2 separate regions of the Homo sapiens genome follow, and region 2 is linked to region 1. A link is a loop called in an ENCODE intact Hi-C map of the cell type or tissue named here. Cell type or tissue: heart right ventricle. All regions are shown on one strand. Each heading gives the region's core, and the rest is flanking DNA. Links, peaks and the distances in the headings are about the cores only. Region 1 has its middle 57 kb from the start of CCDC71L. Region 2 has its middle 6.4 kb from the start of CCDC71L.

Region 1 (10,560 bases), core at 1,472-9,471:
GGGACACATTTAAAGCAGTGTGTAGAGAGAAATTTATAGCACCAAATGCCCACAAGGGAAAGCAGGAAAGATCTAAAATCGACACCGTAACATCGCAATTAAAAGAACGAGAGAAGCAGAAGGCGACAAATTCAAAAGCTAGCAGAAGGCAAGAAATAACTAAGATCAGAGCAGAACTGAAGGAGATAGAGACACAAAAAACCCTTCAAAAAATCAATGAATCCAGGAGCTGGTTTTTTGAAAAGATCAACAAAATTGATAGACCGCTAGCAAGACTAATAAAGACGAAAAGAGAGAAAAATCAAATAGACGCAATAAAAAATGATAAAGGAGATATCACCACTGATCGCACAGAAATACAAACTACCATCAGAGAATACTATAAACACCTCTATGCAAATAAACTAGAAAATCTAGAAGAAATGGATATATTCCTCCAAACATACACCCTCCCAAGACTAAACCAGGAAGAAGTTGAATCCCTGAATAGACCAATAACAGGATCTGAAATTGAGGCAATAATTAATAGCCTACCGACCAAAAAAAGTCCAAGACCAGATGGATTCACAGCCAAATTCTACCAGAGGTACAAACAGGAGCTGGTACCACTCCTTCTGAAACTATGCCAATCAACAGAAAAAGACGGAATCCTCCCTAACTCATTTTATGAGGCCAGTATCATCCTGATACCAAAGCCTGGCAGAGACACAACAAAAAAAGAGAATTTTAGACCAACATCCCTGATGAACATTGATGCAAAAATCCTCAATAAAACACTGGCAAACAGAATCCAGCAGCACATCAAAAAGCTTATCCACCATGATCAAGTGGGCTTCATCCCTGGGATGCAAGGCTAGTTCAACATATGCAAATCAATAAACATAATCCAGCATATAAACAGAACCAAAGACAAAAACCACATGATTATCTCAATAGATGCAGAAAAGGCCTTCAACAAAATTCAACAGCCCTTCATGCTAAAAACTCTCAATAAATTAGGTATTGATGGGACGTATCTCAAAATAATAAGAGCTATTTATGACAAACCCACAGCCAATATCATACTGAATGGGCAAAAACTAGAAGCATTCCCTTTGAAAACTGGCACAAGACAGGGATGCCTTCTCTCACCACTCCTATTCAACATAGTGTTGGAGGTTCTGGCCAGGGCAATCAGGCAGGAGAAAGAAATAAAGGGTATGCGATTAGGAAAAGAGGAAGTCAAATTGTCCCTGTTTGCAGATGACATAACTGTATATTTAGAAAACCCCATTGTCTCAGCCCCAAAACTCCTTAAACTGATAAGCAACTTCAGCAAAGTCTCAGGATACAAAATCAATGTGCAAAAATCACAAGCATTCCTATACACCAATAACAGACAAACAGAAAGCCAAATCATGAGTGAACTCCCATTCACAATTGCTACAAAGAGAATAAAATACCTGGGAATCCAACTTATAAGGGACGTGAAGGACCTCTTCAAGGAGAAATACAAACCACTGCTCAATGAAATAAAAGAGGACAGAAACAAATGGAAGAACATTCCATGCTCATGGACAGGAAGAATCAATATCGTGAGAATGGACATACTGCCCAAGGTAATTTATAGATTCAATGCCATCCCCATCAAGCTACCAATGACTTTCTTCACAGAATTGGAAAAAACTACTTTAAAGTTCATATGGAACCAAAAAAGAGCCCGCATTGCCAAGTCAATCCTAAGCAAAAAGAACAAAGCTGGACGCATCACACTACCTGGCTTCAAACTATACTACAAGGCTACAGTAACCAAAACAGCATGGTACTGGTACCAAAACAGAGATACAGACCAATGGAACAGAACAGAAGCCTCAGAAATAACACCATACATCTACAACCATCTGATCTTTGACAAACCTGAACAAAACGAGAAATGGGGAAAAGGTTCCCTATTTAATAAATGGTGCTGGGAAAACTGGCTAGCCGTATGTAGAAAGCTGAAAATGGATCCCTTCCTTACACCTCATACAAAAATTAATTCAAGATGGATTAAAGACTTAAATATTAGACCTAAAACCATAAAAACCCTAGAAGAAAACCTAGGCCATACCATTCAGGACTCAGGCATGGGCAAATACTTCATGACTAAAACACATAAAGCAATGGCAACAAAAGCCAAAATACACAAATTGGATCTAATTAAACTAAAGAGCTCCTGCACAGCAAAAGAAACTACCATAAGAGTGAACAGGCAACCTGCAGAATGGGAGAAAATTTTTACAATCTACCCATCTGACAAAGGGCTAATATCCAGAATCTACAAAGAACTTAAACAAATTTACAAGAAAAAAGCAAACAACCCCATCAAAAAGTGGGCAAAGGATATGAACAGACACTTTTCAAAAGAAGACATTTATGCAGCCAACAGACATATGAAAAAATGCTCATCATCACTAGTCATCAGAGAAATGCAAATCAAAACCACAATGAGATTCCATCTCACACTAGTTAGAATGGCGGTCATAAAAAATCAGTAAACAACTGGTGCTGGAGAGGATGTGGAGAAATAGGAATGCTTTTACACTGTCAGTGGGAGTGTAAACTAGTTCAATCATTGTGGAAGACAGTGTGGCGATTCCTCAAGGATCTAGAACTAGAAGTACCATTTGACCCAGTGATCCCATTACTTGGTATATGTCCAAAGGATTATAAATCATGCTACTATAAAGACACATGAACATGTATGTTTATTGAGGCACTACTCACAATAGCAAAGACTTGGAACCAACCCAAATGTCCATCAATGACACACTGGATTAAGAAAATGTGGCATGTATACACCATGGAATACTATGCAACCATAAAAAAGGATGAGTTCATGTCCTTTGTAGGGACATGGACGAAGCTGGAAACCATCATTCTGAGGAAATTATCACAAGGACAGAAAACCAAACACCACATGTTCTCACTCATCGGTGGGAATTGAACAATGCGAACACTTGGACACAGCATGGGGAACATCACACACCGGGGCTTGTCATAGGGTGGGGGTATAGGGGAGGGATAGCATTAGAAGAAAGACTTAATGTAAATGATGAGTTAATGGGTACAGCAAACCAATATGGCACATGTATACATATGTAACAAACCTCCTGCACGTTGTGTACATGTACTCTAGAACTTAATGTATAATTAAAAAAACAAAAAAACCAGCTCTTGCTTCTGAAAGATGCCACAGTCTATTGAGAAAAACAAATAAGAAAATAAGCAAGTGTGATAATGCCATAGTAAAATGCTAGGAGAACATGGATTTGGAGCCCACTGCTTCTAACAGGATCTGATGATTCTGAAATGATTTTAAATGTGTTTAGCTTTCATAGGTAACAGCTTTCCAAAGTATTTGAGCCAATATATTTTCTTACCTGCAATGTATGAGAGTTCTAACTATTCCACATCCTGGCCAACACTTGCTATTGTATGTCTTTGTAATTTTAGCCGTTCTGATAGATATGTCATGGTATCTCATTGTGGTTTTAATTTGCATTTCCCTGATGAGTAGATGTTGGTGAAGGCAATAGGTGGGAAAGGGTAGATGGAGGAAGAGGCATTATAGACAGAGAGACCAACATGTACAAGTAGACACAGAAACTAGAGAAAATATGTATCGTAGGTGCACAGGATAGCAAGAGACAAGGCAAGAGAGAACACAAGGAGGAGTATCAAAAGCCTTGCCCAACACACTGAGAAGGTTGAGCATCTCATAAAATCACTGGAAAGCTAGCCATAAAAATATTTTATAAGTAAGACATAAATGTAACCAGATCTATAGTTAAATGATCCCTCTAACAACAGTGTGGAAGACAAATTGGAGGAAGGAATACTGGAGGAAACGGCAAGGGAAGGAGGTAAGTAGGGCTTGAATAGAGGCAATGCCACCAAGGACATGCCAAGAGAGTGGTTTTTAAGGACATTTAGACAATAAAATCTACAGGTTTGGCTCAACACAGGAAATGAGGAGGATGAGGAGCACAAGATGGCACCCAGCATTCGGGCCTGGCAGACATGCTATACTTGAAATAGGGGTAGAATATCTAGAAACCAAGCAGTGTGTCCTGGAGGTCTGGTATTTGTTTACCTTACAAAACAGTTAAAAGGATTTTGTTTTCAAAGCTTAATTCATAGGACCACCAGAATTATATTTCCAAAGGGGCCCTGGGAGTTGAGAGAGGAGATAAACATAGTGTCTTGGTCTTTGAGAGCAGAAAAAAGGGTTCCTGGGGCAAATTCTGCACTGATGAAGAGGGCTGCCTTCACTATCTCTCCCAGAGAAGTGCTCCAAAGCTGGCAGAAGACCCTCAGTCAAAGGCAACACTGTACAGCAGAAGCAAAAGTACAAGATACCAACTTCTGTAGACTACATACAGGTCGTCAGCATGTGTGGGGTGGGTAAAGCCATGAAAACGAGTGAGCTTATGCTAGGATTGCTTAGACTGTGAGGAGAAAAGGGCCAAGATGATGGGAAGCATCAGTGTTTAACAGGTGGAAAGCCTGAAAAAGAATGTCCAGAAAGGCAAGAAGAGAGCCAGCAAAGAGCAATGTAATGGAAACCAAGGAGGAGAATTTTATGAAGGAAGTGATCAATATAGTCAAGTGCTGGAAAGAGAAGTTAAATAACATGAGGATTTTAAATAGTTAGAAAATCTTTAATGACTTTGCAGAAGCCACTTCACTAGGTTAATGGGATGTAAGCCTCATTATGGAGAGCTTTAGAGTAAATGAGCAATGATAAAGTGCAGAGAATGGTTTATATTATTTTGGGGGGTTAATAATGAAGTTGGAAAAATATAGGGTGATCTCTAAGAAGAATTACAAATTTAGGGGAAAGAACTTTCCTTTAATGTGGTAGAACCTGTAGCATGGTAAAAGGCTATGGAGAAGAAGCCAATGATAATAGGTTGAAAAAAATGGAAGAGAAAAGAAGCTAAGAAGTAACTGAAGCATTAGAAGGGAAATCTCCAGAGAAATCTAAGGATTGTCAACTATGCCAACTGTTTAAACAACTTCAAGAAACATAAGGACAGAGAACAGTCTACTGTATTTGGCAATTAGGGCATCAGTAAGAGTTGTTTTGAGAAGTTCACTTGAGTGTTGGGGACAGAAGCAGAGTACAAGGAGCTGAGAATCTAAGGGGATATGGGAAACTGAAGACAGAAAATTGAACACTACATTTTCAAAGCACTTGGCTGTGATTGGAAGAAGAAAAGTAAATTATTTAATCCTACCTATCATTTCTGCTAGGCCCATGGTCTCCTCTGAGTGGCCAGTATCCAGTGATCTTGCCCTGCTTATTGGACAGGAGTGGACACTAAGCCAAGGGAAGTTTACCTTATGGGCATAGCTGTCAATCAAAGGGGAGCACCCAAAGTAATGCACAATTTGCTTTTTCTTAGTGGATCCTCTTTCTGGGAGAAATTAAAAGTGTACTCACAGTTCAACGACAAATACACAGTGACACTACTGGAAGAGACTCATTTGTTTTTGGAGTTATGAAGCACTCTCCTTTTTCTTGGATTAATTTATCTCCATGGTAATTAACCAACAAAATTATGTTCAGAGATATAGTTTCTGTTAGATTGCCTTTCAGAGATTAGATCTTTCCTTTTCTACACTTCCCTTTATTTTGAGCCATGAATAGCAAAGCAAAGGACCATTAAGTATCCTATTAGCCAAATGCTTTAGTTTACACCATGATGATCTCAGAATACCTAAGTAATCAGTCAATACATTTTTTTAAAAGCCAAATAAGTTAATAATCTTAATGAAGTCTGACTTCATTAAGTCATTTTTGTAGTTCATTTTTGTAGTTTTTAGTGTAATTTAGAGACATAGCTCAAATCAACTTCCTCATTCTATAAGTAGAGGTACACATAATTATGCCCTTAAAGCTAATCAGGATTTTCAAAAGTCAAGCATACCATGGGCTGTGGCTTTTATTAGTCACAGCCTCCGGAAATGTTGATTCAGCTGAGTAGGAGGCAATGGGAGCATTCATTGTGACTTAGTTAATAGTCATGTGTGGGGGAAGGGTGCAGAACTGGGTAGAAGATGAAAGAAGATAAGCACATGTTTAAAAGAATTGCATTAAACAACTTTTTACTATGGTTAGAAAAGTAGCATTTGTTTTTTTCATGCTGTAATATGTTCAGCTTCATAATGAGTTGTGACATTTACAGCATTCTTTTAAAGATATCTGGGCAGAGCAAAGCCAGGGAGGAAATTACTGAGCATGACTACTGGCAACTGGTGATAAATACTTTCGCATTATTTAAAAATATTTAATGGCCACTGTCTTTATTGTGCAAGGTATACTACCATTTCATTATCATTTTTCAGATACGTGACTCAAGTTACCAAGTTGCCATGACTGCCTACTGGAGATGAAGGAAACAAAATCATCATTACTGAAAAATTCTTGAAGAAAAAAATGTTCATCAATTTGGAGATACCTGTCTTCCAGAATACTTGAGATTATTCTTTAAAAACAATTTTTACCACATATAAACAGAAGCCAAGGCTAACTCAAGATAAAAATTTAGGTCTTAAGGATCTTTCATGCCTGTAATCCCAGCACTTTGGGAGGCCAAGATGGGCATATTACTTGAGCTCAGGAGTTCAAGACCAGCCTGAGCAGCATGGCAAAATCCTGTCTCTACAACAAATATAAATATTAGCCAGGCATGGTGGCGAGTGCCTGTAATCCCAGCTACTCAGGAGGCTGAGGCAGGAGAATCACTTGAATCTGGGAGGCTGCGGTTGCAGCGAGCCGAGATTGCACCTCTGCACTACAGCCTGGGTGACAGAGTGAGACTGCATCTCAAAAAAGAAAAAAGATATACTTTGGGTGTGGATAGATGTAATATTTCTGAGAGAAAAGATCTTTTTTGCTCACTTTAAAAATTGTTCCTCCACCGCATCTCACCACTCCACAGCCTAAAATCACCTGATATTGATCCCTGTTCTATCCAGAGTATTAGTGATGTGTAGTATCTATTCAAAAAGTGCTCCAATACTGTCTTTGAGGTTTCCTCCCAGGCTACCGGCACCCATTCTGTAGCTTTTGCTGCTCTCAAATCTTGAGTTTACCAGAAATTGTCAATAAAAGTTTATTATACAAGAATCAGGACCATATTCCTTCCTCAAATGGCCCTTTAATGATTGTTGAATAAAATATCAAGGAGTTGCTGTGGTCTACTCATATCGTCCTAAAAACCAAGTTTGTACAAGTAGATAACAATCACTATGTTAGAACAACTTCTTGGCTGAAAGCAAGTACAAGACACCATTGATTATAAGACGCATCCCAATTTTAGACATGTTAACATGTGAAAACAAAAAACAGGCTTATCTTCAAGACATATTTTTAAACCTAGAAGAAGAGAAGGAAAAGGATGAGGAAAAGGAGAAGAACAAGAGAAAACTGTTCAAATAATCTAGATAAGAACTAAGGTACTAGTAGCAGAGAGAGAGAGAGAGAAGGGTTTGGACACAAGGCATATTTAGTAACTAGAATCACCAGGTCTTGGAACTGACGGGAAGTTGAGAAAGATGGCAACAAAGTATAGGAAAGCTATACAATTTCTAGGTCATATATCTGGATGGGAAGCAAATAAAAGATTAAGGGAAAATACTAGTTTAGTTTTGGATACACTATTTGACAACCAGATACAGATGTCCAGTAGGCAGTTGGATATATAAATCTGGAGCTTAGTAGAGTTGCCTAGTCTGCAGATATACAATTAGAAGACATTTATATGTGGTACTGGGTAATATTGCCCATCAATGGCCTATTGAATTTTTTTTAAGAAAAACATAAAAACCTCCAAACTAACCAGTACTGTATTGTCAGTATTCAGTTACAAGGAACAGAATCCACTGTAGCTGGTTTAAGAGGAAAGGGGTTTGTTACAGAATATTAAATGGCTTACTTTAAAAAGCTAATAAAAAAAGACTCCATTCTAAGGTTCTAGAAACAATTCCCAAAGCCACACTACAGAACTGGGTAGCTGAAGGAGCTGCTGCCTTAAAAATGATCAGGGATCTGTAAAATTAGCAAACTGCCATGTGAGAAATTACTAACACTACTTGCTTCCAAACCACATCACGTTCACTAAAATCTCCACCAGCAAAAATATGACCCTGTGCCTTGACTCTCTCCTCCTAGATTAACTGCAAATCTAAGTCTCATACAATGTATCTGTCTGATTGTCAGAAGGTAAATTATACCCAGAACTCTAGGACATTTGAAGAATGGCTTGCTTTGTTTTGCTTTGGCTTTGTGTGTTGAGCTTTCTGCCTTCCACATATTATAAGGAAGCTGAACTGAAACGTGTGGTGAGTGAGCCAGACCCTATCACCTACCATGAAGACCAAAAGCAGAACAATGGGGAACATGAACACTGAAAGTGTGAGAAGTTTGGCCATACCAAAGAAGGTATGGCCAGAGAGGTGAGCACCACAGTGAGTGTACAGCATGGAAGCCAGTGGAAAGGAAGCAGAAGAACAAAGCAGCACCAGAAGAAGCAAGGAGTGAAGAAAGGTCAATGTCAGAAGCTGCTAAGAAGTGAGCGTTTAAACAGCTGGATAATTTCTAAAGCAGGGGCCCATCCATGGCCTGTTAGGAAATGAGCCGCATAGCAGGAGGTGAGTGGCTGGCGATCGAGCAAAGTTTGATCTGTATTTACAGCAGCTCCCCATTGCTTGTATTACTGCCTAAGCTCACTTCCTTCAGATTTTAGGGGGCATTAGATGCTCATAGGAGCAAGGGCCCTAGTGTGAACTGTGCATTTGAGGGATCTGGGTTGTGTTCACCTTATGAGACTCTAACAAATGCCTGATGATCTGAGGTGGAACAGTTTCGTCCTAAAACTATTCCCCCCCAACCTCCCACCCCTTCCCATGGAAGAATTGTCTTCTGGGAAACCAGTCCCTGATGTCAAAAATGTTGGAGACTAAAGAGTATCTGATAGAGTTAGCAAAAACAAGGTCCTTTGGTGGCCTTGGCAAGAGCAATTTCAGTGAAGTGGTTATGAAGGATGCTTGCTTGAAATGGGTTAAAAAGTGACTGGGAAGGATAAACTGATTTCAAGTTTATCTTCCTCTTAAGTGTGAAGTAATCTGTTAGGGCCTGAGTTTTCCTCGTCTGTTAAAATGGATTTATGCGCACCTTGTATGTTTGTTTTATGTGCAACCTGATATGGCCAGGCATTCACCACTATGACGGAAATCAAAAGAATTAACCTCACTTTTGTACCTAGGATCTCCCCAAACACCTCCTGGTTGTTGGAATTTGGGAGAACCTAGTCATTCACTACCTCATTTCTTCCAGCTTCTTCCAAATTGAGAACAGACTCATGTGACCAATGGATATCAAAGTATCAGTTTTATTCATGGTAAAGCTGGAATGAAGAAAATAGTTTGGGCTTGAGGTCAAAATGCCTTTCCCTTGTATTGAATGTGCATTCCCAGCCAGGCAGAGGAGCTAGAGGGGACACTCTGCCCAGTCTATTTACCACACTGGAGATAAGATATGAGAAAGGTCCCAGTCGTTATCCATTTTTGAGGCAAGTAGCAGGAGAGCAAGAACCAAGAGTTAAGGCCATACATATACAGTGACCCCATCTGGCAGGAAAACAAGAGGAGGCACCAAGAAAGGAATGAAGAGAAAAATGGATACGTCCTTTATGATAATTCCTCAAGACTGTTAAAGCATTTCCAGAAACCATAGAGAGGAAGAGAGAGGTACTCCCAACCTAAGGGATGATCATGTCTCTCATGGCCCACAAACAAGATGTCTTTTACATCAAAATCCATGCATGGTGGAAGGGGAACATGACTAGGTCTTCATTTGCCACAAAAGTTCACAGGAGGAAGAATGGGGAAGTAGCCGACCCAACAGCCTTCACCATACCAAACACTTCAGACTAATAAGTAGATTCAGTTCTTCAAATAGGATACAGTTATAGTAGATATAGAGATATGGAGGTACCCAGATTCTCCTCCAAGGAAGGACTTGCTGCCAAGCAGCCATGAGTGCAAACAACAGTCTCCAGCTGACTTATTTTTCAGCATTTGCCTAAACTTCAGAGAGCTTTGAGATCCGACCTCACATATTCCCAAGCAGCCTGCATCTAGTGACTAATCGACACAGGGGTATACAATTCTGTCCATTTTGGTCAGATGTGAGACAACTCTGTTGTGAAATATTTGTTCTGGAGCTTCCATTCAGGTTTGCTGAGGCTTTTTTGGACCTGAATTCACCTTTACCCTCATCCTGCTTCTTTTCCCTTCCTTTTACAGATGCTAATCTCCAAAAAATATTTGACATCCTAAACTCTATCTCTGTATCAACTTCCAGACAATCCCATCTACAACAATATTGTAGTGCAAATAAAGAATAAATTCATGGTGAACATAGCTGTTTCCTTTTACCTCCCCAGAGAAGCCTTCTAGAGTAGCTTTTTTTTTTTTTTTTTTTTTTTGAGATGGTGTCTCGCTCTGTCACCCAGGCTGTGGTACAGTAGC
Region 2 (10,560 bases), core at 1,735-9,734, 50 kb before region 1:
TCTTATTTTGCAGTAGTGAACAAATAAAGTATAGGAGTTTTGTGATTTACATGTAGTTGCTAATGGTTTCCTCAAATATTTGACCTGAAAGAGACCTAGTTCATTCTCCTTATTTAACAGGTGAGGAAATCTGTACCATAGAGGTTCAGTAACACAGCTGGCTGATAGCAGAACTGGGATTCTAAATCCTTCGATTTCTAATCTAGTGATCTTTGTATTTCACTGAAGGTTTTTCAAACTGTGCTGTCCAGACTCTAAGGAATTCAATAGAACATGCTTTATGCATAAGTAGAATGACGAAGGACAGAGCTGTACCCCTATTCCTACTTCCACCCCACCCAGAATTGAGCAGTTTTTCTCTGTCTTATAATAGATTTATGAATAATATTTTGTTTGTTCAGTTTCAATAAAACCTAAAATAAATAATTTGAAAGCTCTACACCAGAGATGTCAAATTCTTGAAAGCTCTCACCACACAATGAGTTTATGGCAAAAATAAAACTCCACACAATGGGCTTATGGCAAAAATAAAACATCTAACCAGGAACCAGCTCTCTAGCAAAATCATGGTAACTTTCTGAATAGAAAATCATTTTCCTAGAAAAGCACACTCTGATCTCAGAACAAGATTACAGAGCCAAATACCAGCTTCCTAAATCCTTATAAAGGAATGATATAGCAACAACTCTTTACATCACAATTTGCTCTTTCCGTAATTCTGAGACACATAGTAAAGTGAAATTTGAATAATTTCCATTGGAATACCCAAAATCTAGAGTGAGCCATGAGAAAGTTAGGGGGGCTTCATAATGAAAAGCAAGGATAAAACAAGGATTAAAGTAGACCTGGCTTTTCATATTGGAATCCCCTCCCTTCCTTGATAATCATCATTTTATAAATTCTTCAGGGTCTTTACCACATAAATATATTCCAGACATTTACATAAATGTATAGAACTTATTTCAATTAAGAAGATAAACCTTTTTTAAACACAATTTTGGTTCTAAGAAAACATAAGATCTCAACTTGCCAAGTATTCAAGAGTTCATTTTATAATGCATGCTCATTTAATTTACTTAAAACCAAACAATATTTTTTATGAAATACTTTTAGGAACTAATATCATGATAAAGTGCTTATGTTATCGTATACATTTAAATTTGACATTATTTGCTCTATTCTGTTTCCTCTATTATTTTTAATTTTTTCTTGACCTCCACCTTTTAATTAACTCTAATAGTCTTGCAAATGGTTCCTTATCTGTTCTCCATAAATAAGCAAAATTTACACATAGAAATAATGTATCTCTTCTAGTTCCTGAGACTTGAGATACTATGAAGTTTATGGAAAGTTGGCAAATTAAATTTTTGCTCTTGAGTAACGATATTTTACAACCCTTAGTTTATTCCTTTACCTCTCAAGGGTAATAATGCCTCCTATGTCTGCTAAATAAGTGATGAATAATAATAAACAAAAAAAAGCTGTATGTATTTACTTTCTGTATTCAATATTTATGTAGTTAAAAAATAAATCCAAGCCGAATAAAGTGATGGGAAAAATTAAATAAAATGTATCTTTTAGCTACCCAGAAGTATTGCTTTAGAATCCAATTTCTATAAAATAATCTGCCTCTTGAAAAGTGGCCAAAAAAATTTTGAAAATCTATATAAGTGGTTGCAAACATCAGCTCTGGAATCAAATAAACTTGGGGTCAATTATATCTTTACAAAAAAATATTCTTAGACACATTTTTCACCTTTCTGAGTCTCAGCATTCTCATCTATAAAATGAGTATAACTTCTAACTTCAAAGTTTTAAGAACTGGACGAGAGAATATTCATAAAACACTTACTGTAGTGCCTGGAACACAGCATTCAATAAAAGCTATTCCTATTTGTCTTATTTATTTTTGAGGATTTTACTTGGTTTAATCAATATATTTTAAGCCCTGTATTACAGAATGTCTACATATTTTTTTAAAGTAGTGGCATTGATGAGAGGAAAATAAAAACTTTACAGCTAGAAGAAACTTAGAGATCATCTAATGAGTCCAACATTGTTAATTCAGATGAGAATTCTGAGATGCCAAGAGATCTGCCTAAGGTCACAGAGCTGTACAGTGGAAGATTCTGAGCTAGAACGTAGATCTCTAACTCTAGTTCAGAATTGTTTCTAACATTCTACATTTTGTACTTAACCAAGGAGATAGCATTAATTGCTGGCTTAAATGATGTTAAATATAGCATGATTCAGCAAGAAAAAACTCAGCCTTGTCATTAGACCTATTCTAAAAGTAATTTAGATTTTTATACAAAAGTTAGCTCAAACCCTGATATGCTCTGCAACGGCTTAATGTGAAAAACATAAAGACCATATAAACTGAGAGGATAGGACTTTCTTTTGCTTATAGGAATACCTGTACTTTCCCTATTTTTCCCGCTAATTGCAACTAAAAACCTTGGATGTTATATATAAAGTATACATAAGAAGACTCTGAAAAATGGAGAAGAGAAGGCAGACAGGCTGGAGACCTCAGAGAACCCAAAGAAGGGCATGGCAGTGAGTTCCCTGGGTCTCCTTTCTTCTTCTTTTCTCTTTTTCTAGCAAATCTGAGACTGGGTGCTAGACAAGCCAACAACCCCAAAATGCCAACAGATGCAAACATAAAAAGCCCCAACAAAATCTTCTTCTCTCTAGCTACAGGACCGGGAAAGGAGGGGCAGCCTAACAAAACGGAAAGCTTTTAGAAAATAATTTTCCTACTGCTGCAAAACACCATAGAAAAAAATTATGACTTCTACCCTTGCCAGGCTATAAAAAGGCACCCCCACCACCTCTGCTAGGGTGGTATGAGAGGAGGCTGGATAAGAAATCAGGACTTTAATCCTTGTTGGGCAGTAAACAGGCAATCTGTACCCATGGTGTCAGTGGAGACCATGTGGTGAATATAACAAGACAATCCTACCCACCTTCTCGGCCCTAGTGAGAAGCCAGAATTCCTACCCCCATTCAGCAGTAATGAGGGGCTCCTTTCCCCATTTCAGGTATCAGTGGAAACAGAGGAGAAATCTGGACTCTGACTTGGCAGTATTGAGGCAGTGCCCACCCCACCCCCATTAGGACAGTGTCAGAAAAACAGCTAAAACATTTAAATAAGATCCAGAGTTGTATAATGTAATACCCAAAACATTCAGGTTTCAATAAGAAATTACTTACCAGAAAGCTCTCAAACTGAATGAAGAAAGATTATCAGTAGATGCCAACATTGAGATGAGAAAGATGTTAGAATTATATAAAAAAGATTTTAAGCAGCCATCAAAAAATATTTCAATAAGCAATTATGAACACTCTTAAATGAAAAATACAAAGCTACTTCAAAGAAATAGAAAATCTCAGCAAAGAATCAAGAGATATAAAAAAGAACTAGATGAAAATTTTAGAAGTGAAAAAAAAATACAACCACCAACATAAAAAGCTCAGTGGATGGGCTCAACATTAGAATAGAGGACAGAGGAAATAATTGGTGAACTTGAAGATAGAATAATAGATATTATCCAACCTGAACAGAGAACTAATAGGCTGATTTTTTCAAAAGCCCTCAGGGGCCTCTGGGACTATAAGATCTAATATTTGTGTCATTAGAGATCTGGAAAGAGAGGAGAAAAAATATGAGGCTGGAAAAATTACTTAAAGAAAGAATGGCTGAAAATGTTCCAAATTTGCAAAAGACATAAATCCACAGATTCAAGAACAAACCCAAATAAGATTAACCCAAAGAAATCTACATCAAGGTACATCAAAGTCAGCTGGGCATGGTGCCTCAGGCCTATAATCCCAGCACTTTGGGAGGCCAAGGGGGGCAGATCACAAGGTCAGGAGATCGAGACCATCCTGGCTAACCCAGTGAAACCCCATCTCTACTAAAAATATAAAAAATTAGCCAGGCATGGTGGCAAGCGCCTGTAGTCCCAGCTACTCGGGAGGCTGAGGCAGGAGAATGGCATAAACCCAGGAGGTGGAGCTTGCAGTGAGCCAAGATGGTGCCACTGCACTCCAGCCTGGGCAACAGAGAGAGAGACTCTGTCTTAAAAAAAAAAAAAAAAAAAAAAAGAAACATCAAAGTCAAACTTCTGAAAACTAGAGATTGGATTAAGTTAAGTTTGTACTTAATCCAAGGAGATTAAGATCCAAGAAAAAATACTGAAAACAGCTAGATAAAAACAACAGTTTACTTACGAGAGAAAAGCAATTCAAATGACAGCAGATTTCTCATCAGAAACCATGGAGGCCAGAAGGAAGTGGCCTTTTTTCACATGCTGAAAGAAAAGAACTGTCAACTCAAATTCCTATATTGAGTGAAATAATCCTTTAAGAATGAAAAGAAGATCAAGACATTCTCACATGAAGGAAAACAGAGTATTTGTTGCCAGTGGACCTACGCTAAAGAATGACTAGCAGAAGTTCTCTAAATAGAAAGGAAACAATAAAAGAAGGATTCTTGGAATATTAGAATAGAAGAAAGAACATGGTAAGCAAAAACTTGGGTAAACAGAATAGACTTTCCTTCTCCTCTTTAGTTTTCAAAATTATGTTTGATGGTTGTTATGGACTGAATATTTGTGTCCTCCCAAAATTTATATCTTGAAGCCCTAATCCCCAGTGTGACTGTATTTGGAGATAGGGCCTATGAGGAGGTGATAAAGGTTAAATAAAGGTCATAAGAGTAGGACCCTAATCCAGAAGGGCTGGTGCTCTTATAAGAAAAGAAAGATGTCAGAGGTCTCTCCTTTGCCACTATATGAGGATACAGTAAGAAGGCAGCCATCTGCAAGCCAAGAAGAGAGCCTTCACAGGGAACCAAATTGGTTGGCACCTTGATCTTAGATTTCCCCATGTCTGGAACTATGAGAAAATAAATTTCTATTTTTTAAGCCACACAGTCTGTGATATTTTATTATGGCAGCCCAAGCAGACCAATCCAATGGTTGAAGTGAAAATTAGTAACACTGATGTGGCTCTGTATGTATGTAGACAAAATATTTTAAACAAATATGTTAAGAGTCAGGATAAACAGACATAAAGAAAGATAAGGTTTCTATATTTCACTAGAATTGGTAAAAACGACACCAGTAGTCTGGGATAAGTTATGTATATACAGTTAATCCTTGAACAATGTGGGGATTAGAAGCACTGACTCCCTATGCAGTTGAAAATCCAAGTTTAACTTTTGATTCCCTAAAATTTTAACTACTAACAGCCTAACTGTTGACTAGAAACCTTACCAATAACATAAAGAGTTGATTAACAATATTTTGCATAAATACTATATACTGTATTCTTACAGTAAAGCAAACTAAAGAAAAGAAAATGTTATTAAGAAAATCATGTGGCCTGTAATCCCAGCACTTTGGGAGGCCAAGGCAGGCGGATCACAAGGTCAGGAGATCGAGACCATCCTGGCTAACACAGTGAAACCCCATCACTACTAAAAAAAAAAAAAAATACAAAAAATTAGCCAGGCGTGGTGGTGGGCGCCTGTAGTCCCAGCTACTCATGAGGCTGAGGCAGGAGAATGGTGTGAACCCAGGAGGCAGAGCTTGCTGTGAGCCGAGATCGCGCCACTGCACTCCAGCCTGGGCAACAGGGCAAAACTGCGTCTCAAAAAAAAAAAAAAAAAAGAAAATCATGTGGAAGAGTCATCATATTCATTAATCACTATTAATCACATCACTATTCATTAAGTGGAAGTGGGTCATCATAAAGGTCTTCTTCCTCTTCATCTTCATCTTCACATTGAGTAGGCTGAGGAAGAAGAGGAAGAAGAGGGATTGGTCTTGCTGTCTCAAGGTGGCAGAGGTGAAAAGAGGTGGAGAGGGTGGTACGGAAAACAGGAAAGGCAGGCACGCTTGTAACTTTAATTTAAAAAAATCCATATAGAAGTGGACTCTCACAGTTCAAATCTGTGTTGTTCAAGGGTCAACTGTATAGTGTAACACCTAGAGCAACCACTGAAAAAGCTATAGAAGGATATGTTCAAAAACATTACAGATAAATCAAAATAGAATTCTAAAAAAAGTTTAATGCACGGAAAGAAAAAAATAGAGAAATGCAAAACAGAATAAAGGGAAAACAAACCAAAAGGATTAGGCTATAACATAATATTTTGTATCAGTGCTTATTTATTAGTGATTGATCAGAAATTGCCCAAATTGGAAATGGACCAAGAAATTGGCCAGACCTGAAATTAGCTAGGCCTGATATTAACCAAAATCCTAAGGAACAAAGGGAAAAAGGTTTCTTTTCACGTTTAGTCCAAAACCTAGTTCTGTTTTCTTTTACCCATTGCCCTGTCTCCTAGAACTTCATAGAACCAATCTCCAAAAGTAAATTTTAGATTATGTCAAAACTGCAATGTAAGAAATTTCTTTATATTGTTAACTCATATTAAATTTAAAGCCAACTAGAAACCATTTTTTCCCATATGAATTACTGCAAAATTAAGTGTGCCCTGAACTATACTGTACTTGGAGCAGGGTCTCCAACTTTTTTGGCACCAGGGACCAGTTTTGTGGAAGACATTTTTTCCACGGACACCTCAGATCATTAGACATTAGTTAGATTCTCATAAGGAGCATGGAACCCAGATCCCTTTGCATGTGCAGTTCACAATAGCGATCATGCTCCTATGAGAACCTAATGCCACTGCTGATCTGACAGGAGGCAGAGCTCAGAGAGTAATGCTTGCTCACCTGCTGCTCACTTCCTGCTGTGCAGACTGGCTCCTAACAAGTCATAGACTGGTACCAGTCCACGGCCCATGGGTCGGCAACCCCTGACTTAGATGACTTTACATTTATCTCTGTTAAATTTCATTTTGTTGATTTCAGTACAACATTCCTACCTACTGTGGTACTCTTGGATCTAAATTCTATAATATCTGATTTTGATTAATCCTTTTAGTAAATTAGACCAGCATCCTTCCACCTTAAACCAAGTCACCAATGGCACTACCGGTTGGAACAGACTCAATGACAAAGACCTGTGTCACTCTACTGGAGACTTGATCATACTGACACACACCCATCTGTAAGCACTTTTTGCTTACGGTTGGCTCACTAGCCTCAAGACTTTTGTTATTATCACCCAGATCACAATTTATTATCCAGGAAGATATTAAAAGAAACATTGTCAAATTTTGTTGAAATCAAAATATGCTGTGTCTATGAGTTTTCCCCTAACCTACTAAACCTGATAAACCTATTAAAAATAAAATGAAGTCATCCCATAATTTTTTATAAGGTCTCAGACTATTTGATATCAACAGTGGACCACACTTGTACTCTCCTCTCTCTTAATAATTTTGGAGCTCCACTCTAATTACATGCAAAAATAATTAGCCAGTTTGACACTATTAGTATCAGATTAGAAGAATATTAACATATTAAACCATAAACATGGAAAAAAGATCTAAGTACTATAATTAAACAAGAGTCGACAAATTCATATTATTACTTTAAAAACAATATGATGCTTTTAGACACATAAGTAGGATGCATAAGTAGGCGTATAAAATTCCAGAATCATAAAATAATCTTAAAAAATTTTTTACTCAATACCACCCAGATTAAACCCCTAAAACACAATCCTGTCCCTTTAGTGCTCAGAAATCCTGAGTGGATCTACTTTGCCTACCAAATTGAGAACAAACTCTGTAAGCTGCTATTCAAAAGCCTTCAAATTATGACACTATCCAGCTTTTAGGACCCATTTATGCCTAGGCCAGAGCAAAACTTCCCACCAAACTTTACCTCAACATGTTCCTAGAATGCCTATTAATTCAGTCATTCAAATAACTTATTGAGAATCTGCTATAGCTGGAAAGCTGGGACTAAACTGTGAGCAAATTGTGTCAGGAATTTGCTTCATGATGCTTATAGACTAGTATATTAGTTACCACAAACTTGGTGGCTTAAAACAACACAAATTTATCATTTTGCCATCATTCTTGAGGTCAGAAGTTCAATATTTTTTTTGAGACAAGGTCTTACTCTGTCTCCCAGGTTGGAGGGCAGGGCACCATCTCGGCTCATTACATCCCTGTCTCCCCAGGCTTAGGTGATCCTCCCACCTAAGCCTCCTGAGTAGCTGGGATTACAGGCATGCACCATACTCAGCTAATTTTTAAAATTTTTTAGAGATGAGGGCTCATTATATAGCCCAGCTTGGTCTCAAATTCCTTGGCTCAAGCCATCCTCCCACCTTGGCCTCCCAAGGTGTTGGGATCATAGGCATGAGCCACCATGCCCAGCCTTAATGTAGATCTTACTGGGCTAAAACGAAGATGTCAGCAGGGCTGTGTTCTTTTCTGGAGGTTGAAGAGGTGAATCTGTTTCTTCACATGTCCCAGTTTCTAGAGACCACCCACATTCCATGGCTCATGGCTTCCTTCCTCCATCTTGAAAGCTAGCAATGTTAAATCTCTCTGACCATCCTTGAATAGTCACATCTCCCTCTGACTCTCCTCTTCTGCTTCCTTCTTGCATTTTTAGAGACCCTTGTGATTGGATTGGGCCTATCAGACAATCCAAGATAATCTATTATAAGTTCAGCTCATTAGCAACCTCAATTCCATCTGAAACCTTAATTCCCCTTTTTCATGTAACTTAATATATTTGCATGTTTCAGGAATTAAGATATGAACATCTCTGGGGCACCATTTTTCTGTCTACAGAGCTATAGGTTTAACTAGGAATCATACAGGTGTAACATATGTGAATACTCATATTCTATGTCAGACTCTGTGCTCCATACTTCACATGGATTACTTCATGTAATCTCACAGCAGTCCCTTGAGGTAAGTACTATTCTATATGCCCCACTTTACAGCTGGGCACACAGAGACTATTCTTTCCCCTTTCCAAATTTTACCCATCCTTTGAGGCTCAACAAAGCCATTGGTCCCTATATGTTCTCTTCCTTCTGTGAAGGCTGTGGCATTTTCATTTTCATTTCTCTTACAGCACACTTCCCCACCCACCCACACCCTCACCTTACCCTCACCCCTAGAAGAACCACTGTTACTGGCGGGGATGGGTTGTATCTCTCAATTCTGTTAGAGAAGAAGAATAATTGTGAATCATCTAGATTATAAATTCCCTCACAGTAATGCTGTGTTCTATTCATCTTTTTACTTGTAATTGCATGTAGCAATAATACCTTAGTATTTTCTCTGAAGGTAGTACACTAAAGTTTAAAGAATACTTTATCTGATGTGATCTTCAAAGAGCCAGATGAGGGAAACAAGAAAAAATATTCTCATTTTATGGATGAGCTTCAGGTGAAGCTAAGTAAGGTGCTCCAGTTGCTAATTGACATGCTCCAGTAAAGTGATAAAGCTGAATCCTGAATCACAGTTTTCTGATTCAAAGAGCAGCACTCGCCCCATTTATAAAAGGAGGTTGACTGGGTGGTTCCAAGATGGCTGAATAGGAACAGCTCCAGTCTGCAGCTCCCAGCATGATCGATGCAGAAGACGGGTGATTTCTGCATTTCCAACTGAGCTACCTGGTTCATCTCATTGGGACTGGTTGGACAGTGGGTGCAGCCCGTGGAAGGTGAGCCAAAGCAGGGTGGGGCATTGCCCCACCCGGGAAGCACAGAGGGTCGGGGGATTTCCCTTTCCTAGCCAAGGGAAGCCATGACAGATTGTACCTGGAAAAATGGGACACTTCTGCCCAAATATTGGGCTTTTCCCAAGGTCTTCGCAAGCGGCAGACAAGGAGATTCTCTCCCATGCCTGGCTTAGCGGGTCCCACACCCATGGAGCCTTGCTCACTGCTAGTGCAGCAGTCTGAGATCAAACTGCGAGGCGGCAGCCTGGCTGGGGGAGGGGCGTCCACCACTGCTGAGGCTTGACCAGGTAAACAAAGTGACCAGGAAGCTTGAACTGGGTGGAGCCCACCACAGCTCAGCAAGGCCTACTGCCTCTAGAGACTCCACCTCTGTGGGCAGGGCATAGCTGAACAAAAGACAGCAGGCAACTTCTGCAGACTTAAACGTCCCTGTCTGACAGCTCTGAAGAGAGCAGTCATTCTCCCAGCATGGCATTTGAGCTCTGAGAACAGACAGACTGCCTCCTCAAGTGGGTCCCTAACCCCTATGTAGCCTAACTGGGAGATACATCCCAGTAGGGGCCAACTGACACCTCATACAGATAGGTGCCCTTCTGAGACAAAGCTTGCAGAGGAAGGATCGGGCAGCAATATTTGCTGTTCTGCAATATTTGCTGTTCTGCAGCCTCCACTGGTGATATCCGGACAAACAAGGTCTGGAGTGGACCTCCAGCAAACTCCAACAGACCTGCAGATGAGGGACCTGACTGTTAGAAGGAAAACTAACAAACAGAAAGGAATGGCATCAACATCAACAAAAAGGACATCCACGCCAAAACCCCATCTGCAGGTCACCAACATTAAAGACCAAAGGTAGATAAAGCCACAAAGATGGGGAGAAACCGGAGCAGGAAAAGCTGAAAATTCTAAAAATCAGAGCGCCTCTTCT

The links. Hi-C counts contacts between places; a loop is a spot of excess contacts. Peaks named below come from ENCODE experiments on the same cell type or tissue, not always from the same donor. Only the 100,000 strongest peaks of a DNase experiment are listed, where the experiment ranks them.
Region 2: it touches region 1 in a loop (8-fold over the local background); 19 of 110 quality-filtered maps call a loop at or near these places.

Annotation. Positions count from the first base shown.
Region 1 is chr7:106,712,395-106,722,954 of GRCh38, forward strand. No RefSeq gene overlaps it. Among named protein-coding and RNA genes, the nearest start is that of CCDC71L, 57 kb to the left of the region's middle. RefSeq lists enhancers at 5,710-6,909, 8,429-8,688. In heart right ventricle, for the core only: no CTCF peak of the experiment used is centred there; no DNase peak of the experiment used is centred there; H3K27ac peaks cover 1,423 bases.
Region 2 is chr7:106,662,293-106,672,852 of GRCh38, forward strand. No RefSeq gene overlaps it. Among named protein-coding and RNA genes, the nearest start is that of CCDC71L, 6.4 kb to the left of the region's middle. RefSeq lists a silencer at 9,977-10,177. In heart right ventricle, for the core only: no CTCF peak of the experiment used is centred there; no DNase peak of the experiment used is centred there.